Linked DNA regions of Homo sapiens: regions 1, 3, 4, 5 and 6 are each linked to region 2. The links are chromatin loops, found by intact Hi-C in ENCODE. Cell type or tissue: endothelial cell of umbilical vein. All regions are shown on one strand. Links, peaks and the distances in the headings refer to the core of each region. The heading gives the core; the rest is flanking DNA.

Region 1 (4,867 bases), core at 547-4,546, 150 kb after region 2:
ACCACAGTCATGAGGCTATTGCTTAAGTCTCTTCTCCTAGACTGTGGGCAGCTCAAGAGCAGGAGTCTTGTCTAACTCTGTGAATCCCAGCTCTGATAACAGCCTAGTACACAAATAAACCAAAATATAAGCATACTACTTATCTACTTGAGAGCCTCTTGATTAGGGCCATGATTGCAGGACATAATAATAAACATTTATGGGACACTTCAAAAGAAAACATAATCCTCATGCCAGCACTGGGAAGGAGGTACTATTATGATCTTCATTTTACAGACTAGGAAACTGCAGCAGAAAGAAAAAAGCTAAGTAATGTGCCCAAGGTCAGGAACTGGATTTGAGTTGAGAGCTGCTTGACTTCCAAGCTTGCATTGTGAAGGTGAGCATGAACTCCTTGAGGGCTGCAATTTTAAAGTTAGAACCAAGTTTGACTCTGGACAACCACAGAGAGGAACAAAAAAATGAACATTTTACTGGACAATGCAATATGCCAGGTTCTGGTGCCAGGTGCTTAACATAACTCAGGTAGTCCTCAGAACAACCTGGTTGTTCCGTTTCACAGATGAGAAAACGGAGGTTTAGAGAGACTAAGTGAGTTTCCCAAAGTCTACTGGGAGAGCCAAAACTGGGTATAATTCCACAATTCATCAACTTTCCACTATTACTAAGCTGCTGGGCCTCAGTTCTCTCATTTGAAAAGATGGAGTCCAGCTCAGCTTTTTTTTTTTTTAAACAACATTAAGTGTGTGCTTATTGTGTGCCAGGCACTGTGCTAAGAACTTCACATTTATTATGTAATTTCATCCTCATAACATTCCCTGAGGTGCTATATACTATTAGTATTATTTCTACTTTACAAATAGAGAAACTGAGGCTCAGACAGACATATGTTGTTACACAGCGACTCTGAGGCCCAGCCCGAGTTTAACTGAAGCTTGTTAGAATCATAAGCCAGACTCTTGCCTATTTTCCTGTGCGGCCTCCAGCAGTCTCTGGCAGCCTTTGGAGTGAGGACATCCTGTGTTCCTCCAGAATCAGAACAAGGCTGGGATGGACGTGGGATGAGTTCCTCAGTGCGTGGGCCTCTCTTCCTTTGGATTTCAAAGACTCACTTCAGTGAAGTCCTGTCAAAGTCAAAAGGTGACATTGAATGGACAGTCGGCCCAGGCTCAGAGTCCAGTCCTGGCACCTCAAGGGCTTGGCTATTTCCTCTGATCCTGTTGTCAAGGCAACCTTGGATCCCTTTGTGGTTCTGTGGTTATTCTCCCTCTTGTGTCCTTGTCTTCCTACGGTTTCAAGAGAATACTTTAGAGACAGCGGCTCCAAATGGCCTACTTGTCACTGATTGAAGGAGATGCTGACTTGAGATAAAAACAGTTCCTAGGACCCTTCAAGGCCTCAACTAGAAAAGGCAATTCTCTGTAAACACGTTGAGGGCAGAGGTTGTCTGTCTTATCATAGCTGTACCCCAGCACCTCACAGGATGCCTGGAACAGAGTAGGTGCTCAGTTAACATTAAGCAAATACATGAATGAATGAATGAATGAACTGATTATGCAAACGAGCTCCCTAAGCTTTTCAGGGGTTGAAAAACTGGGGCAGAGTGATGGGCTAAGATATGTGGCAGAACTAAGAATAAAAGTGCATGTGTGTGTGTGAGTGTGGGTCCCACGGCAAAGGCTCCACAACCCCTGTGATGCATTGGCCTGTGTACCTCCACCTCTCCTCTCCACGTCTTGTGAGCTAGAGCTGTTGGTTGGGTATAGACAGTTCCTGCCCACGCCAGGCTAAAGAAGCAATCTCTCTCTCTTTCTCTTCCTCCCACCCCCGTAAATTGTGGCAAAATACACATAACACAAAATTTACCATCTTAAGCATTTTTAAACGTATGTTGATGTTATTATGCAACTAATCTCCAGGACTCTTCATCATGCAAAGCTATCTCTTTAATCTTGTGTCCATCCCAATTTTACCTACTATTTTGAATTTTAGCTACAAATAGACCCTGGGTTTTGACCTCTGTATTGAGTCTTAGTGTGTTACAGGACAGTATTGGCGACCAACAAATGTTCACTGGGTAATTGATCTTACTCTGTGTTTTATTTTTTTCCTGCGTGCTTCAATTTCTCGGTTTACAAGCAATTTTGGCTTTGTGATGCATCCCACAATTACAAGAACTTCTTCACCGCCCTCTAGTGGTAAAGATGAAGATGTGACACTCAGAATAACCATTCGCCTTTCCTGCTGATGTTGAACATGGCCCCTTTTTTTCTGATAACTCGCTGGACTTTATATAATCCAAAATTGTGATTGCTCCAAAGTTGGCAGTTCATCCTCACTTTACAGATAAAGTTGACCTGTAGAACAGTGCTTCTCAAATTGGCTGGCGAAGAACCAGTTTTTAAAAGAATTTTAATCTGCAAACCAATCCATTGTACAATAAAAATGAATTATTAATACTGGACACATTACATTAAAAAACAAAGATATACAAAATTGAACCAAATTTTATTATCATATTCAACAGACAAAATTGCATTTCAATAAATATAATCAGAATAAACATAACGGGAAAAATAATTGCAAAATCTGTACATGTTTATTGAATGTGTGTATTATATGATTAATATATAAATTGCTATTGCATTTATAATTTTTGTTGTTCTGCAATTATAACTAAATGAAAAATTTTGAGTAAAATAGTGTTTCTCTACTTTGAATGAACACCATGCATATAAATATTGAGCATTCTTAATGGACAAATACACAAGTTATGGCTTGCCAACCTATCTAACCCAGCCAGAATGGACTATAATGCTACTTGCAAAGTAGAATGTGTGATGAGATTGCTTCTATTTTTGTTGTTGTTGTTGTTGTAATTTAATAAAGAATAATTATTTTATTTATTTGTTTACTTATTTATTTATTTTAGAAATGGGATCTCACTGTGTCACTGAGGCTGGAGTGCAGTGGCAAGATCATAGCTCACTGAAGCCTCCTGGGCTCAAGCGATCCTCCCGCCTCAGGACTGCCCCCCTCCGCCACCCCCATCCCCTGCCTGTAGCTAGGAAGGACTGCAGGCACGTACCACAGCACCTGGCTTCTATATTTTGTTTTAATAAGAGGTTAGTGGAGAACCAGTCTCACAGAGCTTTGTTAACGGGAAAGGAAAAAGAGATTTTAAGACAATTTTAGGAAGCTCAGGATTTCCATCTTTCACTTTTATTCAAAATGAAGCAAATGATTCTGTATTTTCAAAATTCGTCAATTATTCAATTGCCAGTTCCAACAGTTTATCCTGTAGAGTTAAATTGTCTTTCAATGAAAGCAACAGATTATGGATCTATGAATTTCCCATGCACGAATCTTCTTTTGATGGAAATAAAATGTAAATGTCCCATAACTTGTTTGACCATAACATTTTACAGATATGCAATATCAAGATTATCACTAACATCACTGATAATTGTTGCTAAACTATGGGGCATGTTGTAACAGTCTCTGGATATTCTGTTCTTCCAAGCTTCTGTCATTTTTGCCCTTCAATCTTCTTTGCCATTGAAAATCATGCTGCATTTTTTCTCCCTGCTTAGAAGTAGTAAAAGCATTTAAAATGCCAAAAATATCACACAAAGAAGCATGCCTATTGTCCCAAACCACATTGGGACCTTATAAAGATGTTTGTTTTACTTTCTAGGAACACTAAGAGTTTGTTTCACAGTCAAACATTCCTAATAGTACTTTTCTCTTCAGTAAGCATCGTATCTCACCTACAACAGTTGTTTATGATCAGCTTCCATATGAACACATATTATAATAAAGAGAATAATCTCGAATTTCATGCATTATCCTTTGCATAACTATTTTTTTGCTATGTAACTACACAACTAGACACTGTTTAATTCAGCTAACATTTTTTCATTGTAAAACTTTCCTGATTAAAAAAAGCAGTGCATTGATTTACATTCTTCAAACTTAGTATGCTTTTCTGTCAATGAAGCTGCACATTAAAGCATCTTCCTACAGCAGTCTTAAACCACATTCCTTGACAGTGTAATCCTTTATAGTTTTATACATTTAGGACTAGTTGTGCTTGTCATCAATGAAACTGAAAAAAATTCTTCCACTATGTTTGAATTGCATATATACTACATTAATTGTCATTTTAGCAGTATGTGGGCATTCAATAACTTGCAATGAAAACGACTTTGCTAGCCGTGTATCTGTGAGTTAATCTGCCATGTCATTAGCTAGTTACTGAATTCGTCTAGTTATGAAAAACGACATTTGAGTTACTTTATTTGCCACAGTCACCCATAATTTCAAAGATCTTTGATACAGTCTTGTGCTAAAGTCTTCTTTTTTAAATTTTCGCATCCCCAAATGCTGCTTTATAAGATGCTCATACATTACTAATGTTTATATGTGAAATATTGAACATCTGTTCTTATGAGTTTTTTAAATTCAACATTCTTTCAAGGTATTCTTTAGGTTTTGAATTTACTTCTTTTGTTTTCTATGTAAATGCTACATAAGGTTGATGGTCTTATGAGCTTTATTAGCTAGCATATCTCTACAAATAACATACTATAGTTTTAGAATATTAGTGTCAATTATGGCTACAAAACTGAACTCAATATGTGAGGAATTATACTTCTGAGTAAAACTAGTACAAACTCTTTTCGTAGTAGTTTAATTTCCTTGGAATCACTTCCATAGACATCATCTGTTTTACTATTGGTGCTGCTGTGCATTAGCAAAGGTGTGTCTTTTCTTGATGAAAACAAGTCTAGTGAAGTTTGCTTTGTCACCTCTAAATTACAGTTAAAAATTATTATGAAAGTCTGCTTCCTAATTTAGCTAATAT
Region 2 (4,867 bases), core at 463-4,462:
AAGATCATTCAGGGTGATCCAAATATGGAATGGGCTCCTGGAGAGGGAGGGAGTCCCCATCTGTTATGGGTTGCATTGTGTGACCCTCAAATTCATATGTTGGAGCTCCAACCCCTAGTACTTCAGAATATGACCTTATTTGGAAATAGGGTCTTTGTAGATGTCATTAGTTGAGTAGGTTGGGTCCCTAATCCAACATGATGGGTGTTGCTATTTTAGAGGAGAAATGTGGACCCTGGGAGAACAGCATGTGAGGACAAAGGCAGGGATAGAACCAGGGTGATGGAAAGCATAGAATTCATAACGCTTTTCAGCTATAGAAGCCACAGATCCCAAAAGATGGCCAGCAAACCTCCAGAAGCTAGAGGAGAGGCAGAGCCTCAGAAGGAACCAACACTTTGATTTTGGACTTCCAGTCAGAGACAATAAATTTCCAGAACTGTGAGACAATAAATTTCTATTATTAAAGCCACCCAATCTGTGGGGTTCTCTGTTGCAGCAGCTCTAATGATCTAATACACCATCTTTAGAGGTGTCTGCTGAGGCTGCGCTGCTACTTGGCAGGGATATTGTCCAGTAGAGACATTATGCTAGCCACGTATATAATTCAAAATTTTCTAGCCGGGCATGGTGGCGTGCACCTGTAGTCCCAGCTACATAGGAGGCTGAGGCGGGAGGATAACTTGAGCCCAGGGGTTCAAGGCCAGCTTTGGAAACATAGGGTGACCTTGTCTCTAAAAAAGAAAAACAAATAATAAGTAAAATAAAAATGTCTAGTAGCTACATTTAAAAAGCAAAAAGAAACAGATGAAATTACAGTTGACCCTTGAACAATGAGGGGATTAGGGGTGCCAACCCCTATGAGGTCAAAAATCCAAGTATAACTTTGACTCCCCCAAAACTTGACTATAACTAGCCTGCTATTGACCAGAAGCCTTGCCATTAAAAAAGAAAATGTTATTAAGAAAATTATAAGGAAGAGAAAATATATTTACTCTTCATTAAATGAAAGTGGTTCATCATAAAGGTCTTCATCCCTGGCGACTTCACATTGAATAGGCTGAGGAGGAAGAGGAGGGGTGGGTCTTGTCTCAGGGACAGCAGAGGTGGAAGAAAATCTGTGTATAAGTGGACCCTCTCAATTCAAACCGTGTTGTTCAAAGGTTAACCGTAATTTTAATGATAGATTTTATTTCATCCAATATATCCAAAATATTATTTCAACATGTAATAAGTACTAACAAGAGCTATAAATTAGATGTTTTATATATTTTTTGTTTGTTTCTTAGTAGGTCTGAAATCTGGTGTGTTGTTTACACATACGGTACAGCTCAGTTGGGACTGGCTACATTTCAAGCACTCACACGGCTAGCTACATTTCAGATACACGGCTAGCGGCCCACATGTTGAAGAGCGCAAGTTGAGTTTTTCTTCCCCTTTGTATCCATGTGGCTTCAGGTAATTTACTGAGCATGTTAGAGCTTCAGTTTCCTCACCCATAAGACGGGACAGTTTCTTCACCCATAAAATCAGGCAATAACGGACATACCTGTCTTCAGTGATTTCCTGGCATGGGGTCAACCTCCACAACCAAGCCCTGTAACTGTGGTACAGGCCTGTGGGCATCAGGCAGGATATTTAAAAACCTTCCCACTCCAAAGGATCACACAATTGCCTCATTCCTCGCTATGTTCATCTTGAACCCCCTTCACACTCAGACCTACCTCCAGCCTCCCCACTCAACCAACCTGAGTCCACCTCCTCCAGGAAGCCTTCCTAAGGTCCCAGCCCCCATTTAAAATTCCTAGAACACCTAGGGAGAGTCTCGCAATTTAACACTTAATTGTTCTGTGAATTGTGTTATTACTGTGAGTGAGGTTTTGAATTCCTTGAAGGCTGGGATGTGCCTCCTCTGTTTTCTCATCTGGCCTGGAGTTATGAGCCCGGTTCAGTTACTCAGTCAGGCAACACACCTTTATTGAGCACCTATCCCAAGTCAGCCACTGGGCCCTGCTGGACTTATAGTAGGTGCCAATTAATGGTGTGCAGGTTGATTTAGCTTTTTCTTTTCTTTTTCAGCCCAGCTCTTCTAAACTCCATAGGTTGACTTATCTATGCATACCTCTCAGAAGCCCTGGGAGAGATATTCTCCGGGCACCAGGACTCACTGCCCAAGCTCGAGTCGCTGTACCTCTGGGCCAGGGCAATGGAGGTCCTGGAACCTTCCAGGAAAAAGAGTTCAAAAGGTTTTGGCAGTGACCTTTTCCAGTGTGCTTCCCCCCAGGCAAAGAAAGGTTTTTCACTGCAGCCTGGGGATGGGCCTCAGGTAGGCACTTTACGAAGCCCAGGATGCCCAGGCTCAGGATGAGACACCATCCTCCCCTCCCCATTTCCCTCTTGCCTGGATGGCATCTTGTGACTTGTTTACTACAAGTCACATCCTGATAGAGGCCCCACTCGCTGGAAGGGGCAATGAATCACCAGCGTCTCCATGGGAATCACAACCCAGCTAGCCCAGCCCCACCCCTCCTAATCCACTGCCCTTACCCCACCCCCCAACACACACAAACAGTCATGTCCACTGGGTGAGCCTGCTAGGGCTGAGCCTGGCACGGGACAAGGAAAGGCTTGCCCAAACAAGAGGTCCCCGCCCACTTCTGCCTCCCTGAGCAGCAGCTCTCTCTTCTCCTGTCAGCTCTCGGACTGGACCACCCTCCATACAGATTACAGAGGGGGCATTTGTCCCCCAAGAGCCATCCCACACAAGACTTCCCTGCCACCTCCTCTCTTATTGGAGGTAAAAAACAAAACAAAACAAAAAACAAAACAAAAACTTGGGTTTATACCTGACTCTGATACCTCTGACTGTGTGGCTTTGATCAAGTTACTTAACCTCTCTGAACCTTAAATTCCTCAACCATAAAATGAGGATAGCAGTATTACCCAGACCACTGGGTTGGTTGTGAAGTTTAAATGAGAACATTCACATAGCATGCTTGGAATAGTGAGTGGCACACAGCAAGTGTGCCTGATAACTGATCCTTCATGATGGTGGTGATGAATATCATGGGCTTGTGTAGCACAGCAGGAGGCTCATTTGGCCACCAGAATGCACATTGCATTCTATTGCAAAGCTAGGAAACGTGATGTCAATCGTACCTGCATTTCCGGGATTTTGTAGCCTATGACTTTTGTTGAGGAATTTGTACCGATGCAGGGCAACTCATGCATTCTACAAATATGTACTGAGAACTCATTCATTCTACAAATATGTACTGTTAAGGAAGTGACGTGTTCTTGGCAGTCCCAAGAGCAGAACTGGGGGATGTGGATGAGAGGCTGTTCCTGGCAGCTTCCCAGACCCGTATCATTTGATTTGCAAAGGTTGCACATCAAATCATGAAAGTTCCTTTCATGATTTGCTGAGATGACGGCAGGTTCTTTGCCTATATATTGGGTCTAGTATGGACTGGAGGTGATGTCCAGGGAGGTGAGGCAGGAGGGGCCTGTGCCCAGGTCTTGAAGCAGTGTTGGTTTGGGCCATAGCTTCACCTCTTCCAAGTCTTGTGACCTTGGGAAAGTCAATTAGCTTTACAGAACCTCGGTTTCCTTCTCTGTTAAATGGGCATAGTAACACCTAGCCTGTGACCTCACAGGGTTGCCGTCAGCTCACATGTGTGAAAGATAGCCTCTTAATAGCTGTATTTTCCATTCATTCATTCATTCAGCCCTTACCTATCCACCCAACCATCCAAGATTATTTTGATTATCTACTATCTTTCAGTTACAATAGGAGGAGCTGGGTACAAAGGGAAACCCAGAAGACGTGGGGAAAATGCTGGCCACCAGGATTCCATAGCAGAGACAGTCCATCTTCCAGCCCTCCAGATGTCAATGTTGGGGCCAGCAGACAGGAGTCATCGAATAAGTTCTTGGGAGGGGACAACCCTTCTTCAATCCACTCCAGGTGACAAGTGGTTCCTTTGGTCTAGGTGAGAAGCAGCCCATCCTCTGGACAGGTGCCCAGGGTGGACCGTTCCCCTCTCTTGGACCCCAGCCAGCCTGCCCAGCCCTCCAGACTGAACTCTTGACCCTCTGTTTTTCCATATTTTGGCAGGAGATGGGCTCTGAAAGAAGATACCTGGCTGGGCTCCAGAGAGTATACCCACACTTCAGGCAGGAGGTAGGGAGGATGGGGCCCAGCCATGCTGTCTCCTTCTTTCAGAAAAATAATGCTTTTATGCAGGTCTCCCCCAGAAACCTCTGCTTAGTTTTCTTTGGACAGAACTGGACCATGTGCCTACTCCTCATTGCAAGGAAGCCTGGGAAAAAAGGAGCAGGATTATCATGATTGCTTAGACCAAAGGTTGCAAACTTTTTCTGGAAAGTTGTAGACAGGAAACATTTTAGGTTTTGTGGGTCATACAGTCTCTGTTGCAACTACTCAACTCTGCCTTTGTCACGCAAAAACAGTCATAGATAATATATAAACAAACGTATGTGGTTGTATTTAAATAAAACTTTATTTATGAACACTTAAACTTGAATTTCAGCTGGGTGCAGTGGCTCGCACCTGTAATCCCAGCAGTTTGGGAGGCCGAGGCAGGAGGATCACTTGAGGCCAGGAGTTTGAGACTAACCTAGGCAACATAGCAATACCCTGTCTCTATAAAAAAATAAAAATTATACATTGAAATTTTAAAAATCTTCAATATCATATAATTTTCATGTGTCACAAAATATTATTTTTATGTTTTCAACCATTTGAAACGTGTTAAAAACCATTTTAGCTCATGTACCATGTAAGAACAGGGGGCATTCAGATTTGGCACTCAGGCCGTAGTTTGCTGACCCTTGGCTTAGACCA
Region 3 (4,867 bases), core at 336-4,335, 61 kb after region 2:
TCCCTCTTCCCTGTCCCCAGGTGGTTCCCATGGATGCTCCTCTCCTCGCCTCCACACAGGAGAGGAATGAACCTTGTTCCCAGCTGGAACCCCTCTCTGGATTCCAGGTGAACCTCGGAAGGCACAGTTAATGCCCTTCACCTAGATCATTGGTTCTGAAAGTGAGGTGGGAGGATCCATCATATCAGATACCTGGACGCTTATTAGAAAAGTAAATCTTAGAAAAGTAAAGGGGTGGTCCAACACACCATTTCAACGAGCCCCCAATTGATTCTGATGCCATCCGCCTGGGAACCACTGGTCGGGAGAACAATTCAGCTAGAATTTTCTGGGTGCCTGGGTGTGGAGTGGGGAGAGGGGAAAAGGAGCATCCCCGTGGCCTGGCTGGTGGCAGCAGGTGGGCTTCTCCGGAAGAAGGAGCTGGTCTGCTTCAGGGCCTGGGGCCTGCCCCTCCCTCGGGCTGGGGATGCTCGTGGTGAGCAGGTGCAGTGGGGAGAGATAGACCGTGGTTTTCAGGAACTTCTTGAAGGGATCTGAAACTCCCAGAACATCAAGAGCCTTTCTTTGAGAAGATTTTAATTTAACACACAATTATCACTTGAATCCACTTTCATTGGAAACATTCAAGCCACACCAAAACAGAGGTAGCAACAAGGAAAAGTCCTTCCTTGATGCCCTCAATGCTAGATCCTGTCCAGAAGCAGCCACTGGTACCTGCTTGATGTTTACCCTTCAGGACCTTTGGGGACATTTATATGTACACACAAAAGGACAGAGTCTGGGTGCTTTTACATAAAGAGGCTAATGGGAGGAGGTTATGCTGGGCAACTCCCTACTTCCTCCCTTTAATAACACATCTGAGAACCTCTGCTTTAAATGCCCGGAGATCCAGCATCAGGCTCTGGGCCTCTTTTCAACAATATCTGGAGGGCGGTGGTTACAGGGGCAAGAAAAAAAACATTTTAACACCACAGCAGAGCACCCCACCCTTTTCCTGAATACCTCCACCACCCGCTTTCCATTGCCTACCCTATGACTGCACACACAAACACTGACGCTGGTCTGATTTAAGGAAACCCTTCCCAGTCCTCGCCCAGCATGGCAACCCCTGACCTCACAGGCAGCACAGTGCTGAAGCACTGGGGCCTCCTTTTGCTCCAGACAGAAATTCCTTGGCCCGGAGAAGGCCCTCTCTGGAGTCCCAGGACAAATGGGCATTGGAAGGGCTGTGTCACCACTGAGAGCTGTGCGTGTTTGCATGTACATTTACCCTGGGCGGGAGTTCAGAGCTTTCCTTTCGATTCCCAAAGGCCTCTGATACTCTGTACAGGATAAAAACCAAGTTGTACATTGATTGCGTCTTAATGGGTTTTCTAATTTACAGTCGAATGCTTGGGAGTCAGCCAGCTCTTGGGAAAATGGTGGCCTCACCTTCCCCAAAAGCTCAGGCCCGGGTACAGGGTGTCCTCTCTCTAAATGGCAGAGCAAGAGGGAGGAAAAGCTGAAGATGAGAGAAAGAATGAGGCAGATGGGCAACCCAAGTGTCCTGGGTGGAACAGTATCCCCCCAACATTCATGTCCTTCCCCAAACCTCAGAATGTGACCTCATGTGGAAATAGGGCATTGCAGATGTGATTAATTTGAGGTTATACTGAGTGGGGTGGGCCCTTAATCCAGTATGACTGGAGTCCTTATAAGAAGAGAGGAGATGCCCGACACGGTGGCTCACACCTGTAATCCCAGCACTTTGGGAGGCCAAGGTGGGTGCATCATGAGGTCAGGAGATCAAGACCATCCTGGCTAACACAGTGAAACCTCGTCTCTACTAAAAATACAAAAAATTAGCCAGGCATGGGGGCGGGCGCCTGTAGTCCCAGCTACTTGGGAGGCCGAGACAGGAGAATCATTTGAACCCGGGAGGCGGAGGTTGCAGTGAGCCGAGATCATGCCACTGCACTTCAGCCTGGGCGATAGAGCGAGACTCTATCTAAAAAAAAAAAAAAAGAGAGAGAGAGAGAGAGAGAGAGAGGAGAACGGATGCAGAAGACACCGAGGGGAGAACGCCAGTGAAGATGGAGGCAGAGACAGGAGTGATACCTCTACAAGCAGGGAATGCACAGGGTTGCCGGCAACCACCGGAAGCCAGGAGCATGGCCTGGAACAGCCCCTCCGTCAGGACCTCTGGCAGGAGACTTGCTGACACCTTGCGTTCAATGCTGGCCCCAGAACTGTGAGAGAAGACATCTCTGTTTTAAGCCACTCACTTGGTTAGTGGTACTTTGTCACAGGAACCCCAGGAAATGCATACACCAAGGTAGGGGTGGCAAAAAGCAGAGCTCAGCCATGGCTTCTGGGGAGACCCTGGAGCCCCCACAGAGTCCCCAGCACTCAGCGCCTGAAAGGGCCAGGTCCCTTTGGGTCAAAGAGTCTGCCCTGTGCTCACTCAGCTGTGCAGGCAGCTCCCAGCTCAGAGAGAGAGTTCCCTAATAAACAGGCAAACCAAACCCATGTTCCCTCCAGGCCCTCGAGTCACCTGCCACTTGGCAATGAGAGGACGTCAGCCCAGTTCCTGGCTGGTGGCTCTGACAGGCGCCCATCTGCTCCGGAAGTGTCCGGCCTGGATAAACAGAGCCAGGCTCTGCCTCCCACGGCTGACCCAGCCAGGTCAAGCGGAAGCCCAGGGCCTCAGGCCTCAGGTCTCCCAGGGCTCACTTTCCACACTGACCTGGTCACAGCTGGCTACCCCAGCAGGAATGGGCATCCCTGGAAAATGGCTGTGAAGACGGGGGGAAGGAAGAGTTGGGGACCTACCTCCCAGGCCACTTCCCTGGATCTCTGCTGGGCCCAGGGTCACTGCCCCTCCCATCTGCCCCCCTCCTCACTCACGCCCACATGAAGCCATCTGCCACCCTCGCCCCCTGGCAGGCACCACAGCCTCATGACTCAGCGCCCAGCCCAGAGCTGCTCTGTGGGTGGCCACTCCGGAACCTTGCAGAGAGGGAGGTGCTGGGAAGGGGGTTTGAGCGGGGGTGGGTGGAGGCAGAAGACACGTGCAGACCCCAGGTGGCTGTTCACGGAGCACCAAGCCCTGACAGCACTGCCTTCATCCGGTTTTGCAGGCAACAACCTCTCCAGCAGAGGTGTTGCCTAAAATACCACGGCCCAATTGAAATGCACCTGATCAGTTCCATTTTTCCCTCCAGGTTTCCCCACCTGTTCTCGAGGTCCTGATCCCAGGCCACGCTGGGACCCTTTCTCCAGTTCCATCTTTGCTTCTTCCTGTGCCTTCCCCACCTTCTTGCAGCCCCTGGAACACATCCCTGGAACAGCTTATTCACCCCCACACAACCTTGAGTAGATAAAGGCCCACAAAGGTATTAGAGACTTCGTGTCATCCTTTGAGCAAGGGGCTTGACCCCAAGTGCCCACCCCAAAACGCCTGTGGTAATGGTGACACCATAGGTGCCATTCTGGGGAAGGGAGAGAGTGAGGGTGGAGGATGTCATCCCCATAGTGGCAGGGCAAGAGACAGGTCCCCGCCCCAGGCATCTTGGGCAGGTGGCTCCAGGTTCCGTTCTGAGTCAGGCGTTTTTTACACCTGCTGCTTTCGCTCAAGGTGGCTCGGCACCTGGAAGATCAGGATTTGAGGCCAGGCTCCAACCCTGAGGGTGAGGATAGGGCCCGAGTGGGAGCTGTGTTTCCTCTGTTGTTGCTGAGACCCATCCAGAAGTTCACTGCCCCTCTAGAGCCTCTCAGGCCAGAAGGGAGATGTAGCCACTTGGCCTCATAGCTGAAGAGAGGTCCTCAGGATTTGGCCCTGGTTCTGTCCCTTCCCAGGTAGCCCCCTGTGGGGTCAGATTCTCCTGGAGAGCCAGGCAAGGGTGCCCCTACTTCTTCCCAGCCCTGTTCCTTCCTAACCAAGTCTGTGGTCTCCTGTCATTTCTTAATGGTTATTTTAACTGCTGGGAACCTCAAGGAAACAGGCACTGCCTAACAAAAATAAAGAATCCTGGGAAATTTCAAGACACTTCAAAATTCTAGCAGGAAGAGCCCAACCACATTTGAATCCCAGTTCTGCAGTTATGTGTGAACCTGAGCAAGACACCCTCTCCGTGGCTGGGTTTCCTCAATTCTATGATAACAAGGGTACCTGCCCCAAAGGACTGTTATGATGCTGAAATGAGGCAGAGAATTGTGAAAAGGCACAACTTGAGATAGTCCGTTTCCTTTATAGAAATGGACACAGTTCAGTAACAGCAATAATTAATAATAATCACTGCGACCGTTCCTTTACATGTGCTGTGTTGACATGAGCGTCAAGCATTGTGTGGAGGGTTTCAGCTGCACTAACCTCCCTAAAGTCTGTGTACTTTGATCCAGTCTTTCTTTCCACACTCTATTTCAGGAGACAGTTCAACTCTCCCAGAGGAACCCCTTTCCCGCATTTACACCCTCCCTTTCCCGCTAGGCATTGGGCTATTTTCCAGGCCAACCCCTTCCCCCGACTCCAGGGAGCATCTCCCAGGAACTTGCGCTGCTTCCCAGAGCAGGAAGGTGGGCAGAAAACAGCCCCAGCTGGAAAATCAGAGTACATGTTTCCGTACAACTTCTTCAGAATGATAGACTTCTAGAACAAACAAAAAGCTCCATTCAGGAGCCGCTCTCTATTTTGCCCTGGTACTCCCAGCCTGCCCCACTGCACAGCTGCAGAAAATGTGATTTTCCTGAGGCCACACAGAGAGTAAGCAGCAAAGATTCCAGCAACATGTGGCACTTGCAATGCATGTACTGCATCCATTCACTTAGTAAACACCTGCGGTGCTGACGTTATGCTCCACAGATGATCGATACCAAAAAGGCCCATGTG
Region 4 (4,867 bases), core at 303-4,302, 100 kb after region 2:
TATGGAGATTCTGCGGCCTTTGATTTGACACCTCCCGGAGCTACCGCCACAGGCCTGCCCATTTCACCTGCCGGGAAGATAACTTTGGCTTCTGGTGGTGGGTGGGTGATTGACTCTCAAAATCCAAAGCATTGGTTTTTTCTGGGTTACTTCCTATGACTGCTCCTGCTTTGTGTTTGAGTCCTTTGTAACCTCAAATGACACCCGGGGAGACCTGACCCACATGTAGAGATGAGGGTTTAGCCCCAGCAGGGCCCCAAGGCCGTGCCAGCCCTGGCGCGGACACCTTGGGATGTAACAGTGTTGGGGATCAGAGCTCGGTGCAGAGAGCCGGCGCCGAGTTAGGAGCCTGTTTTAAAGCCATGCAACTTGAGTTTCACACAGTCCGGGCCAGGAAGATTCTGGAGACAGTTCCCCTCTCTGCTAGCACCTCCTGCTGACTGGTCCCCTGTTGATTTCCTGTTGGAGAGTTAACAGAGGTAGATGGTAATCGTCCTTCTTCTAACAGCCTATCCCCCAGGGGATAGAGGGTTGGCCCTCTGGCTCTGCAGAGGTTTCAGCGTGCCTCCTGATTTCTTTCTCTTCCTAATATGGTTTTTATCTCCTGTGGTTTGGAGAAGTTTCTGCCTCAGTAGTATGAAAGAGGTTCCAGGAGACCCTCCCTGGTCCCACCTCTCCTCCCCATGCTTCTCTAAGCTGGCCCTGCTGACAGTTTAGAAGTTGTCGCCACAAAGTAGGCAGCTCTATAGACTCACATCTCAGGAAAACTGGGTTAAAATGTTTTTTAAAAGAAGGTAACATATACACAGGTAAAAATTTGAACAGCATGAAGGCCCTGTGATGAGAAGCGGGTCTTCTGCATATCTTAGAACCCAGTTCCACTCCCCAGAGACAGTCGTCAACTATTTTTTGTTTACCTTTAGATAGTTTTTCATAAGTATCTTAGAAATAGATTGATTTTGTATAGTCCCTGTCCTGCCTCTTGTATCTATCTAGATCTTGGAGACTTGTCCATATCTGATCATACATGTCTGTTTCACATTGAACCGGTCTCCTGTAATGACCATTAGGTTGCGTCCCGCCTCACTGCTCCAAGCAATGCGGTAGATGTCCTTCTCCATGTGCTCTTGCGTGTGCAGTGCCTTTCAGTAAATCATGAGAATTGCCAGGTCAAGAATTACATGCATTTTAAGTTTCAGTAGAAATTGCTTCATGCCTACCCTTATAACACTACTAAACTTTAAATTGTTGCCAGAGAAAATTTTTATTTCTTTACGTAATTCATGTGCAGATAGGAGTTCAGGTTTTAATCTGGTGGCATCTCAGATCTTGGTGGGGGCAATGCCTTTTGACACTTTCCATAATCCCCTGTCTCCCAAACAACCACTAAAATGAAATGGTGATGACTGAATTGCGTGGTCAGTGCTTATTTATATATAGTATCTGTGCTCTCTCTGTTCCCTGGTGATGTGGTGGTGATTGAAAGCAGACTCACTCCAAAAGAAGTAGCTCTAAGAATTGCCATGGCTTTTGCCACTCGAGTGAGGCACCAGCGAGGAATGTTCTGTCTCTCCACACCTCTGATGGGAGTGGGTGAAAGACTGAGACCATTTAATCTGGAGGATTCCTCTGAATCCCAGCTTGAAGAGGCAGGACCCTGTTTATCTGTCCCTCAACTAAATTTTGTCAACAGCATGCAGGATCCAGCCCACACCCGAACCTCTTATCTGTCCTCCTGATAGCCAACTCTGAAGTAATATATTTAAAGCCAAAAGATGGGGTAGCCTGAAGATTCCTATTTCCCCAACCTTCGTCCTGAAGTTTGGGAGGGCCCAGGTCATTCTGAACTCCAAATTCCCATCCAAATCCTTGTTTGTCTCCTGGAACCCATAATGTCGAGGTCCAGGCACGGGAAGTGATCAGGTGGTTTACTGACTAGGGATGCCTCTTCCAAGGAAGCTGTGGGTCATTGTGAGCCTGCCTCATTCTCTCTTGACTGCTGGAAGGGAAGGGGCCCAGGGGCTATGGCAGAGCATGGGAAGCTAAGCTGCCTATAGCACCATCTTGCACCTCTGCCGTGGCCTCCCGTTGTCGTGGGGAGCATGGTCATTGAGGAGGACCAGGAGCTCATGGGCAGGCGCAATGGGCTGCTTGTGAGGTGACCACAGGGGAGATCTGGGTGTACTAAGTGGGGGCGGGGCAGTTCCAGTGAGCTGAGAGGAAGCGGTAATGGCAAGATGACTCATTCTAGGAATTGGCTGCAGCTTCTGGGAGGGAGTTGGAGACTGCCTTGTAATCCATTAACCATTTGTCTACTGCAGGGCTTTAAAAAAGCCAGCATCACAACACCCAAAGTCAGAAAAGAAAAAGGGGGTTCTTTGGAAAATTCATGGTCTCAGAATGCATGTTTAATGGATTTGACTCCAAGTGAATTCTCTGGGCCAGAAAAAGACAAGTGGGCTTTCTGGAGGCCCTAGGAAATGTCTCAGGTTGCTCTCTGGGTTACCAGCAAAGGAGTTTCCCAAGCAAGGCTGGCCTGTTGCACCTGGCAGCCCTTGGCATTCTGAGGGTTCCAAGGCCACCTTTTCATTCGGTTCTTCCCCACTGAAATGGGCCCAAGAAGGCTTACTTATATTTGCAAGTTTCCGTGACTTGCTCAGAGGGTCGTTTTTACCTTATATCCATTTGGAGAGGTGTAAATGTAATATTAAGGATTCTGAGAGTCACACATGCCGTAAGTTGACTTATTGATTGGGGGGGGGGTGCAGGAGGAGTAGGAGAGAAGTAAGAAAAGTGGGGATAAGAAGATAGGGTGGTCATGAAGGGGACAGAGACAGTTTTTGCTCATGAGGGCTGAGAATTAAATTCAGAAGTCTTTATTCTTTCAGTTGATTTAGAAGGTAATTAACTGGATTGATGACTCCAAATTGGACCTAGAAAGGATTGTCAGCAGTGTTCTTCTTAGCACCTTGGGAGTGAGAAGCAGTGAGGCTGTTTTACTGCCCTGAGTCGAAATGAAACCTCGTATCAGCCCCCATTTCCTTATAAATGGAGGAGGTTCCAGCTAGAATCCTGCTTAGAGCAGATGGGCTGGGGAAGAAGCCACTTCAGGAGCCTGTCTTCTCGCCAATTAATGAAATTTTGGGTAATCACACCTTCCTTTTAGATAAACAAGAGAGAAAATAGCCTTTGTTTTCTGGAGGGATTTGGTTAGTATTTGCCAGATGCTAGACACTTTCTTTCACAGTTTAATCTGCTTCTGATAGACACAAAAAGTTAATCATTGCCTCTGAAAGAGTTCTTTTTAGAGGTTTGTATGTGTGTACAGCCCCTTTCTATTCTAAATCTGTTTGCTGGTTTTGCTCAATTTTTAATGACCAGAATCTGTACTGGCTTATTTTTTTTCTTAACTGTGTAACACTCAGAGTATTGATTAACTATGGGTATTTTTGACAGCGTGAGAAATTGATGCTTACCATCTGTCTCACCTTTTTGTTTGTTTTTGTAGGGGGATATGAGACTTTCTACTCGGAATATCCTGAGTGTTGCGTGGATGTAAAACCCATTTCACAAGAGAAGATTGAGAGTGAGAGAGCCCTCATCAGCCAGTGTGGAAAACCAGTGGTAAATGTCAGCTACAGGCCAGCTTATGACCAGGTACGTGATGTGATGGGGAAGAGGTATCCTGAGTGGTATTCTGGGCTCCTGTCTCCCTTCCTTCCTCAGCACCTGACTGTTCTCTCCCCACTCAGCAATGATGGTTAGTTCTTTTGTGGATCAGGGTGTTGGCAAAATCCCCTGGCTTTAGGGAGCTTCTGTTGCTTGCCAGCTTGAGCTTCCATCCAAGAGTAAATGGGCTTCCTTCCAGCAAACGAGCTGACAAGAGCAAACCAGCCACAGGATGCTTGGCAGCTTCTGGGGAAAAGGGGAAGTGAAAGATACATTATTGTCATCTGGCTTCGGAGGTTCAGAGAAGCTTTGAAATACTGGTCTAGGTTTCCCTGAAGACATTTCAGAGTTGACTTTCAGGCTTCCTGTGTTGCTTTTCTTTGTAATTGTCCATGCTCTGCAGTTTCTGCAAACCATCCCGGTACCTGTCAAGGTGTGTCTTATTGGTATGTTTAACTGAAACTGGTGTTGGTGGGGGTGCTACAGAGAAAGTCCTGTTTGGGTGGCTAAGTAGGCTCCTCTAAGGGGTTCTTATGCTTACAATTCCACAGATAACTGAAACCAGAGGAAATCAAAAGATACTAGAGGGCTTCATGTTTCTGTAAACTAGTGAGTTTTTGTTTTTCTTCTAAAAATGAGTGCTTTGTGATAACTCATTAAAGGGAAAAATAAAGTGGAAGGGGGTTACGTAGCACCATCCAGGAAGATGAAAAAGCAGGTGAGAATCCAAATCTGGCAGAAGCCAGAGATCAAAACCTAACCATTTTACGGAAGGGAAAAGAAGTGTTCTGTGACAAGTGAGATGATTGATTTTGCAGAGTCCTACAGCTGGTTCAAGGCAGCATCAGGCTCAGAACCCCTTTCTCTCAGCTCTCTGTTGTGATTATTTCAGGACCTTGTTCTGTTTTCCACATGGCCTCTAATCTAGACACCTGACCTGGTGGGAGTAACCTTTCAAACTTTTCACATAAACCAAGAACATACCCAAATCATAAGAAGAAAGATTGCTAGATGCTAAAATGCCAGCTCCCTGCCATGAACAAAACCCTGTCCCTGGGGATAAACTTCAAAGTAAAGCCAGATGACCTTTTCTTGAACGGGCTCCTTGGTCAGGAATCCTATTAGCTTGTCCAGATGCCAGGGTTAGGATTTTGTTTGTTTTCCTTTAATAAACATCCTTACAGTATATGACGAGCCT
Region 5 (4,867 bases), core at 523-4,522, 87 kb before region 2:
GCCACCGGGCCTGGCCAGAAATGGCAGTTCTTTTTTTTTTTTTGAGACGAGTCTCGCTCTGTCGCCTAGGCTGGAGTGCAGTGGCGCAATCTTGGCTCACTGCAACCTCTGCCTGCCAGGTTCAAACAATTCTCCTGCCTCAGCCTCCCAAGTAGCTGGGACTATAGGCGTATGCCACCATGCCCGGCTAATTTTGTTTTGTATTTTTAGTAGAGACAGGGTTTCACCATGCTGGCCAGGCTGGTCTCAAACTCTTGACCTCTGATCCGCCGGCCTCGGCCTCCCAAAGTGCTGGAATTACAGGTGTGAGCCACCGCGCCTGGCCTTGAAATGGCAGTTCTTTACTACTTATTTAGAAGTGGTGCTTAATAGTACTCCAACCATACATTCTTAGTGGTTTATATTCTGAGAGCAAAAAGAACAAAAACAAGCAAAAGCCCTCAAACACCACATATTTATTGCCAGTAGTGGTATTGGTAATGTAATTTTGAAACTCAGGCCTACTATAAAACAAACAAGAAATTTATTAGTAGAAACTCTAAGAGGAAAGAAATACAAATATCCTTTTTGTATTTTTAAAAGAAGATCCACCTTCTTTTATATTTGTACTTCTTTCCTCTTATAGTGGGAAAAACTGATGTTAAAACCTCTGATGTTAAATTGAATTAGAATTTTTCATATGTATATTTCTTAGAAGCAATGTCACCCCCCTAGAGAATGCCCACAGCTTGATATCTAAATACCAATCCCCACTAAGAGGAAATAATGTTTCTTAGAGAAATGGCTAATTTCCGGTTTCAGGCGCATAAAGTACAAAAAAAGAAAGTTAAGCCTGAAATACCTTACCAGAAATCAGGGAAGTGCCCCAAAATGAATAAGGTCAACTTAAAAGCCCACAGAGCCCAGCTCAAGTGGGCTCCACTAGCCAAATATGAGTCAATTTGGCCACTAAAAATAATAATAATTCATAGATCATCAAAGCCTTCAATACATTTTAAAAATCTATTAAGTCCAGAGTGATACTCAAAGAGTTTGGGAAGGGAGTTTCTCTTTAAAGAAGAATGCCAGCCAATTCATATAAATAAAATGACGGAATCAGAAAAATCACCGTTTGCAATTCCCAATAATTCAGGCAAGTATCAAGAGAAGCTAAAAACCATCTGGTGAAAGGAGGTAGGGAAAAGGAGGATGTTGGCATAATGTCAAAGTATCACACCTACATACAAAGTATCCCCACAGACTATCCAATAATTACAAAGGGGAAATATACCTTACTATGATGAAATTCAGCTGTCACCAACTTAACCCAGAGATCAAGTTTAGCACCGCTAATTGTGGAACAACCTGATTTTATATGCCTGTTGTTTTGATGCAACATGAAGCACTAATAGCATTACCTGTGAAGGAGGGTTGCCAAAAATGCTTAACCTGAATACAATCAAGTTTATTGACCCAACTTCCAGTATACAAGAAATAGGGGCATAAAGGAATGAGTAAATTGAGCATGAGGGAAGAATTACATCCAGAATATGGGACATTGTATAAGAAAACACCTAAATTCTTCCAAAGGTCAGTGACATTGAAAAGCGTGGGAACTGTTCTAGATTAAGAGGTAATCAGATGTAACAAGTGCAATGGATAAATCTTGATTGATCTTGGTTTTGAAAAACAAAGCTGTAAAAAAAATTTAGGGATCACTGGAAAATTTAAATATGGACTCAATATTAGATTATATTAAATTATTGCTAATTTTATTAGATGTAAAAACTATTTTATGGCTTCTTAGGAGAATGTCCTATGCTGACTATAGAAGTGTCCTATAGAAGTGATTGTTTCAAATTTTTCAAAATGAAAAGTATAGATAGACTGGCTAAAACGCCTTTTAGAATAGTTTTGGGAGGTGTGTACGTGTGTGTTTGGGGATGATGGGGAAGAGCAGAAGATAGTTGCAGGGAACTCTGGGCATTAGCAATAGCTTAACAAGCTCAGAAGTAATACAGGAGATTACAAAAGCATTGTCAGAAACAAAAGACAATAGAAAGCCAGATGGGTCAATGTTTAGCAGGAAAGATGTGGGCAGGAGGCTGTAGCAGTCACCAGGAGCTCTTTGAAGGGCAGGAAGGAAAGCATGATTAATGTGAAAGAATTACTTTGACTTCCCCACATGCAGGAGAGTCAAGTGGGTCTTGCCTTCTGATGTTGTGATAGGAATTTTTTTTTCATTTTTTGGCCCTGTTTAACTTTCTCGTATAGCAGCTCCAGCAGCAGTCTTAAGACAGTCTTTTAAACTCGGAATTCATTGGATTCGTTTGCATCACAGCCCCTGAAAGTACCTTTCTTATCTGGATATTCCCCACCCCATATTCATGTCACTTACAGATCATTTATCTTAGAAAAAAGAGGAATGGTGTGAAATAGTCCACATTATTTGTATTGCACAGTGGATAATAGAGCAATCTTTTAATGAAGTTTGCTTAAACTGAACAACCATGAGTGGCAGGGGATGTACATTCCCAAATGTAGACAGGAAAAAATAAGGCAGTTAACTTGACTTTTTCCAAAAACCAAAATGAATCCCAGAGTTTTGCCCCATGAAGACTAGTGGGCATAATTTGACATGGTCACATTTGCCATTTTGTTGATATGTCAGCAGTTGAAAAACCCCAAAAAACTACACAATGGAGACCTTAATGCTCAAAGATTCCATTAGGTGGCAGTCAGGATACAGGAATCTTTCAATGTCTGATTTCTCCGCCCCCTCCCCCACCTCCTCCAGCCTTAGTGAAGGAATATTGCCAGGTAGCGTGGTGGGGAGAGAGGAGTTAGGGAAAAACAAACACCCCCAAAAAACTATGGCTCGCAGTATCCAAATGATGAAGAACAGCAAGTTTTCTGTGCTCAACTTCCATTTTGGTTCTAATATATATGTTTTTCTTTGGCCTTCCTGTGATTCCTTCCTTTATAAATTCTTCTATATCTAAAGCCCTTTATAGACCACTTGTAATGCTGTTTACATCTCTGTGTTATTAGTCTTAGAGCATAAGTAGGAAGTGTGGCTCATTTTGTTAAAGACCTGTAAGAGTTCAAGGGACTTTTGTAGTGACACTCTCATCCTCTGTAATTATTGCTCATGAAAGGCTCCTGGTGGTCCTGGTTGGCTTTGTACATTGGGTTTCATGGGGAAAGGACTCTAAGTTCTGTGCGAAAGGTAAAGTTTTGGAGAGTGCCCTTGGGAACATCACCTGTGACGGCTGATGGGCAGGACTGGACAGAGGAAGAAGGTGAACTGTTATGCGCTTGCAATAGGGACCTTAATCAGTCCCATAGAAGCTCTGGAACTGGGATGGCCCTTCTGTAACTGAGATGCCCCTGTCCCTTAAGTCAAGGGGCCAGGGCTTTATGTTCACCCATCATCAATTGACCAGCCAATAGATGGGGGCTATCCCTGTGAAAGGGGCTAAGAGCAATTCAGCTAAGAGCTGTCAGCTACTAGCACTCCCAACTGCTAGGAAGATGAGTACCTCAGTCCTAAAGAGGGAATCTGGGAAGCATACCATAACATCTGCTACACAGATGAAAACGACGTACTTTCTGAGTATCACCCCTATTTTTGGTATCTCTGACATTGTCTCTCTTGCAAAAGCTACCCATATTAGAGATCATGAAACATCACCTTCTCATCTTGTTTTCCTTGGATTAAAACTAATGGAGAAATGCCTCAGCACTTCCTGCAGATGATATGTTTGTTTCAAATTGATTTCTGATATATATATATTTTATGCTGTAGGAGAGTTTGCTTATGCAGAAGCATCTCAGGTACAAAGATTAAGCATTTCCTCTGTTGCAGAATACTCCAAAATATTTTGGCACAATTGGTGATGATTTACTCCATCTCATCAAAAAGCCATTAGAGTGAGTTTTATAAAAAGAGAAAGAAAACGGAGAATAAATGATATTTTCTGAAAATAGCCTATTTGCAGGTAGTAAATGTATGATTGGCTAGGAAGAAGATTTTAAATTGATATTTTTGCCTGACCTTGGCTTTTATTGTATTTTGTGACACTGATGCTCTTCCTAATTTTTTTTTCTAGTTTTAGCTGAAGAAATCACTTTCCTCCCTTATGGTCATTTAACTAGTTTTAAAGACCCTCTGAAAGTCTTTTGGATGTATTCTCTTTCCTCTATCCCCTGTGTTGCAAACCAGACTGCCATCATTTCTCACTTTGTCTAATGCAATAGCCTAAGAATGAATTCCTTCCTGAGACGCATCCTCCACTCTTGGTTATCAGATTGATCTTCTGGAAACACCAATCTTAGCAAGCCCACACCTACTCATTGAAATCCTTGGTTAGCCCAGCATATAAGGCCATTGGGGATGCTGTCACAGCCTTAGCACTGGCACACACTCCTTATGTAAACCTGCCCTGTCTTTTCATGCATTTTTGCCTTTGCTCCAAGTGTCTGCTTTACCTCACATGCCTTTCCCCACTTCCCTGCCTGGAAGAATGCCTTTAAAGACCCAGTTTTTTGTTTGTTTTTGTTTGTGTTTTGTTTTGTTTGTTTTTGGTACAGAGTCTCACTCTGTCACCCAGGCTGGAGTGCAGTGGCCCGATCTCAACTCACTACAATCTCCAAACCTCCACCTCCTGGGTTCAAGTGATTCTCCTGCCTCAGCTTCCCGAGTAGCTGGGGCTACAGGCACCCGCCACCACGCCGGGCTAATATTTTTTTGTGTGTTTTTAGTAGAGATGGGGTTTCGCCATGTTGGCCAAGCTGGTCTCAAACTCCTGACCTCAGCCTCTCAAAGTGCTGGGATTACGGGCGTGAGCCACCACGCCCCACCAAAAGACCCAATTCTAATGGGCAT
Region 6 (4,867 bases), core at 250-4,249, 130 kb after region 2:
CAGGCAGGAGTGGGAGCATTTCCTGCCTCCACTGGCAGGCTGGGACCAGACAACAAGTTAGTTGACTCAGGAGGAACCACATGGCTCCAAAAATACATCTGCCTCTGCCCGGTTCCATCTCATGCTCCCTTCGCCCTTTAGATATAGTCACTTGCTCCTTCCCCCAATCCCACCCCTGGGGAGCCACTTGAAGTCATTTTTGCCCTTAATTCTGATTATAAAAGAACTATAAGTGCATCATAGGAAACCTAGAGAATGTAGAAAAATACAAACAAGCATTTGAATAATCCTATAATTCCACTACTCCCAAAATAACCACTGCTGAAGTCTTGTTATATTTCCTTTCTATTTTTCTGTCCTCTGAGTTTCATTTATTTATTTATTTATTTATTTTTGAGACGGAGTCTTGCTTTGTCGCCCAGGCTGGAGTGCAGTGGCGTGATCTTGGCTCACTGCAAACTCCGCCTCCCGGGTTCACGCCATTCTCTCGCCTCAGCCTCTGGAGTAGCTGGGACTACAGGCGCCCGCCACCACACCTGGCTAATTTTTTGTATTTTTAATAGAGATGGGGTTTCACCGTGTTAGACAAGATGGTCTCTATCTCCTGACCTCGTGATCCACTCGCCTTGGCCTCCCAAAGTGCTGGGATTAGAGGCGTGAGCCACCGTGCCCTGCCCTTTGAGTTTCATTTAAATATTAATATATACTCACAACAAAACCACAATTATACATATATGTATGTATATATGTGTGTGTATATATATATATTATATATACATATATATACATATATATGTGTATATATATATTATATATACATATATTATATATATATGTGTGTGTGTATATATATATATATATATATATATATGCTCAAATAGAACAAAAAGTTATAAAGTGAAAAGTCAAAGTCCACCTCCAACTTTCTACTCCCATGCAGGGGGAAACCATGGTTAAGAGTTTCTTGTGTATCTTCCAGAAATTGTCTATTACATGTTCAAGCATGCAAATGTTATTCATTTTACATGGCTGAGGTCATACTGTATGAACAATTTGGTCTTTTCTTCACTTTACATGAATATATGAGCACTTTCTATGCCATTAAAAATTATTGGTTGAACTATTTTTATAGGCCAAATAACATTTTATCTTATTGATATGCCATAGTTTATTTAACCTTTTCCCTCTTGCTGGACATTTACTCAGGAGAGGAGCAGGAAGAAGGAATTGAGTCAAGATGAAGTGTTGGAGGAGGAAGGGGGCTAGCCTGTACTGAGGGCCTACTGTGTGCCAACCACTTTTCACATCTTCCCAATTGCTTGGTTTTAGAGTTAGGCACTGTCCCCATTCTTCAGATGAGAAAGCTGAGGTTCAGAGAGGTTAAGGAGGAATTTGCTCATATGTAAGAGAGCCAGGGTTTGAAGCAAGATTTATCAACTCCAAAGCCCATGGCTGTTCTATTTTGCCAAGATGCTTCGGAAAAGTCCCAGGGTTCATGGTTGCACACTGCTTGGCATGGGGATGGGGAGAGCCCTTCCGGCATTCCTTCTCTCATTCACTCTAATAACATTTATATGCCTGGCATCAAGAATTTGGGTGAAAAAGCTGCAGTCCTTGTCCTCTAGAAGTTCACAGTCACATGGGGGTGGACATGAAAACAAGCTCTCACCACCTAGAGGAACATGCAAGGTACAAGGGGGTCCAACCAGAGTTTCCACTCCCAGACTCCAAAGGTCGAGAGGCTTCCTGGGGGAGGAGACCCTAGGCTGAGTCAGTCCTCTGGCACCGGTCAGGAAGTGCCAGGGAGGCCTGAAACGCCTCTGCGTCCTCTCCTCCCCAGATCCAGTCTATGCTCCAGTCACTGGAGCCTGGGTTGGTTCCTCCCTGACCCAGGTTTCGCCTCAGCTTCCTGCCTTTCACAAGATGGTTTTCCAGGCTCCCACGACAGTAGGGTGGGCAGTGGGCCGCCAATTTCTGAGAAAATCTTCAAGAACATGTTTCTGGTTTGTTTTCCAGAAGTTCAGGAAATGTTTATCATACTTTTGGGGAAGAGTGGGCAGCACGGGAGGTTTGGGTCAATGCTTCGGGCTCTGGATGGACAGATCGGGATTGGGGTCCTGCTCCTGCCATTTGCTCTGGGACTGCTGGAAAGTCACCGAGAGTTGTCAGGACCCTGGGTAACAAGCCATAGAAAATGGACCCTGACTATCTTAAACAAAGAAGGGAATCCACTGCAATAGAATTGGCAGAGGTTCAGGAGGGAACAGTCTTGAGAAAGGGGCAGAAACTTAAGCAGCTCTCCAGGCCTGGAGCAGCAGGAGGCAGAAAACCATCATTTGAGCTGGAAGAGTCTAGTCATGACGCTGCTGCCACTGCAGCCAGATATCACAGCAAATGGAGTGCTAACCCCCCAGCATGCAGTGGGTCCAGGAGCCAGGCCTCAGGCAGGTGCATCTGATGGACTGAGCCTTGGTCATGCACTCATACCCATTGCCAGGAAACAGGACGGGGAGGATTTGCCTTTGGGCTTCAGTGGTATGAGGCAGGTGCTCCTCCCTCCAAGTCAATACCCAAGGGGAGTTCTGCCCCCTGGATGAGGGGCTTTAGAACCTGTACAGCCAAAAACTCAATGCCTACGACATGGCCTAATCTCTCAGAGCCTTTATAAAACACAGACAATAATCATATCCATTTCACAGGATTACTACGAGGGTTTTTTTAAAAAGCAAATAAAGTGCTTAGCATGGTGTCAAACACCCCATAAATTCTCAGTAAATGTTAATTTACTACTACTACTATTAATATTGTTATTACTAGTGTTATTCACTTTCTCTCTTTTCAAATAAAATCCAGATAGTTTTCACTGTAAAAGTAATAGATGTCATACATAGAAAAGTTGAAAAATGCAGAAAAGTTGAAAGAAGAAAAGAAATCACCTAACACCCACAGAAAACCACTGTCAGCATTTTGGTATTTCCTGCCAATCTATTTTCTATGTACTGGTGTTGGTTGTTTTGTTCTTTCTTCCTTTTTTCCTTTCAAACAGCTGTGATCATTCTGTATGTGTACAGTTGTGTACCCTACCTTGTGGTATATGGATTTCTTTTTTGGGGGAGAGGGGGAATTTCCCTCTGTCACCTAGGCTGGAGTATAGTGATGCAATCTTGACTCACTGCAACCTCTGCCTCCCAGGCTCAAGCGATCCTCCCACCTCAGCCTCTTGAGTAGCTGGGACTACAGATGCACACCACCATGTCCGGCTAACTTTTTGTAGAGATGGGGTTTCACCATTTTGGCCAGGCTGGTCTTGAACTCCTGAGCTCAAGAGATCCGCCTGCCTCGGCCTCCCAAAGTGCTGGAATTACAGGCGTGAGCCTGTAATTATTCTTAACGGCTGCGAAATATCCTGTGGAATGGATAGTGTTGTTTCCACTGTTTGGCGGGTGTGTGTTGGGCGGCGGGGTTCATATGCATTTATAAATTATGAGCGTTTTTTTCAAAAACGTTTTCTGATTCTGGAATGCTTCTTTGAATACTGATGAATGCTTAACTGACATCAGTTAAGCACTTTGTTCTGAAGGGCCCTTAGGAAGCCATTAGCCATTTCCTAAAATGCTCACAATTCCGATGCAGGTGGGGGGTGGGGCATGGCCCACATGGATGCCTATCACCTCATTGTGTTTTGAGGGGGGCATTCTCACTGCTGCTGTGAACGTGAGAGTCCCATAGTCCCGTGACGCCTTGACACCACTCGTCTGCCCACAGCTTTCTCACGTTCCCAATTTGCTCAACCACTGATTAGGCTGGGGTGGTTTATCCTGCCTGTGAAATTACCTGCCATTAGTGTAGTGGAAAGTGCCCCAGCTCTGCCTCTTGCCAGCTTAGGACTTGAGGCAATTTTCTTACATTTCTCAACCTCTTCTGTAAAGTGAAGAGTCATGTCTATCTTCCAGGATTAAAGAGAGAGGGATACATGAGCCTAGATAGTGAGCTTTTCTTCTTTCTTCCTCGACGGTTCTATAGTCTCGTCCTCTCCCTTACTCCCACCCCCCCAGCCCCGCCCCACCCCCGACCAGCCTCCCTGCCTCTTCAGGTCCCAGGCTGGGTTCCAGGAAGTGGCTCGCGCCTGACGCTGGCTCCCAGCGGCTGGGGTATCAGGTGACCCGGCTCCCCACCGAGGTGACTAAAATCCCAGTGATGCTGATTATTTGGATTTCCTGGGCAGGGCCGGGCACCCGCCGCTGGTGGGGCTTTGGATGCAACAATAATTAGTATTTTGACGATGCGATTCCGATCGCCCCACCAAGTAGGAGGTCCCACCCTGAGTAGGGAGCCCCGTGGGAACTGACCCGGCCACATTCCCAACTGCAGCGATTGTGAAATGGGCGCCCGGGCCCAGCCAGGGCGGGCTCCGAGGGAGGAGCGGGGCGGGGCGCGCAGAGGATGCTCCAGGAGGGCGGAGCGCTCACCCTTGCTCCGGGATCTCCTGGCTCAGGACAACCAACGTGGTCCTGAATCCACCCTGGACCTGCCCAGGATCTCAGGCTGGGCGGCCTGGCTCTGCTCTGGCTACGGATGCGGGAGTGAAGTGACCAGGGCAGAAAGGACATCTGAGGGGGTCACAGGGAAATGAAATCGTCCTTTCCCCTTCCACTCACCCCTCCCGGCCCTTCCAAAGCACCATTAGAAATTGAAAGGTGCAAGGCCAGGAAAGACGCAGGGGCCAGTGCAGAGTCTCCTTTCATGGAGGTCCAAGGAGAAGTGAATTGCTCTACCCCAAGTTTCTATAAGAAATAACCAGGCTGGGCAAGGTGGCTCACACCTGTAATCTCAGCACTTTGGCAGGACCAGGCAGGAGGATTGCTTG

Evidence for each region. Peaks named below come from ENCODE experiments on the same cell type or tissue, not always from the same donor. Only the 100,000 strongest peaks of a DNase experiment are listed, where the experiment ranks them.
Region 1: a loop joins it to region 2, with 8 times the contacts of the local background. A loop is called at or near these places in 2 of 110 quality-filtered maps.
Region 3: a loop joins it to region 2, with 5 times the contacts of the local background. A loop is called at or near these places in 3 of 110 quality-filtered maps.
Region 4: it touches region 2 in a loop (4-fold over the local background); 15 of 110 quality-filtered maps call a loop at or near these places.
Region 5: it touches region 2 in a loop (6-fold over the local background); 10 of 110 quality-filtered maps call a loop at or near these places.
Region 6: it touches region 2 in a loop (6-fold over the local background); 2 of 110 quality-filtered maps call a loop at or near these places.

What each region holds. Positions count from the first base shown.
Region 1 is chr10:110,545,164-110,550,030 of GRCh38, forward strand. No RefSeq gene overlaps it. Among named protein-coding and RNA genes, the nearest start is that of SMC3, 20 kb to the right of the region's middle. In endothelial cell of umbilical vein, for the core only: a CTCF peak has its summit at 2,210 (motif pointing left); a DNase peak (open chromatin) is centred at 2,198.
Region 2 is chr10:110,396,287-110,401,153 of GRCh38, forward strand. No RefSeq gene overlaps it. Among named protein-coding and RNA genes, the nearest start is that of SMNDC1, 94 kb to the left of the region's middle. In endothelial cell of umbilical vein, for the core only: no CTCF peak of the experiment used is centred there; DNase peaks (open chromatin) are centred at 2,505 and 3,245; H3K27ac peaks cover 3,950 bases.
Region 3 is chr10:110,457,664-110,462,530 of GRCh38, forward strand. No RefSeq gene overlaps it. Among named protein-coding and RNA genes, the nearest start is that of DUSP5-DT, 36 kb to the right of the region's middle. RefSeq lists enhancers at 975-1,024, 2,294-3,493, 3,295-3,384, 3,455-3,534, 3,555-3,614 and 1 more. In endothelial cell of umbilical vein, for the core only: no CTCF peak of the experiment used is centred there; a DNase peak (open chromatin) is centred at 2,618; H3K27ac peaks cover 909 bases.
Region 4 is chr10:110,499,213-110,504,079 of GRCh38, forward strand. It overlaps DUSP5 (dual specificity phosphatase 5), which reads left to right. Exons shown (of 4, transcript NM_004419.4): 2 at 3,509-3,657. Among named protein-coding and RNA genes, the nearest start is that of DUSP5, 3.7 kb to the left of the region's middle. RefSeq lists an enhancer at 4,838-4,867. In endothelial cell of umbilical vein, for the core only: no CTCF peak of the experiment used is centred there; DNase peaks (open chromatin) are centred at 419, 1,349, 1,569, 2,199 and 1 weaker place; H3K4me3 peaks cover 1,038 bases; H3K27ac peaks cover 4,000 bases.
Region 5 is chr10:110,308,836-110,313,702 of GRCh38, forward strand. No RefSeq gene overlaps it. Among named protein-coding and RNA genes, the nearest start is that of SMNDC1, 6.3 kb to the left of the region's middle. In endothelial cell of umbilical vein, for the core only: a CTCF peak has its summit at 2,696 (motif pointing right); DNase peaks (open chromatin) are centred at 836, 2,156 and 2,736; H3K27ac peaks cover 1,775 bases.
Region 6 is chr10:110,526,069-110,530,935 of GRCh38, forward strand. No RefSeq gene overlaps it. Among named protein-coding and RNA genes, the nearest start is that of DUSP5, 31 kb to the left of the region's middle. RefSeq lists silencers at 1,703-1,997, 3,825-3,884 and an enhancer at 3,015-3,144. In endothelial cell of umbilical vein, for the core only: no CTCF peak of the experiment used is centred there; DNase peaks (open chromatin) are centred at 1,983 and 2,961; H3K27ac peaks cover 2,990 bases.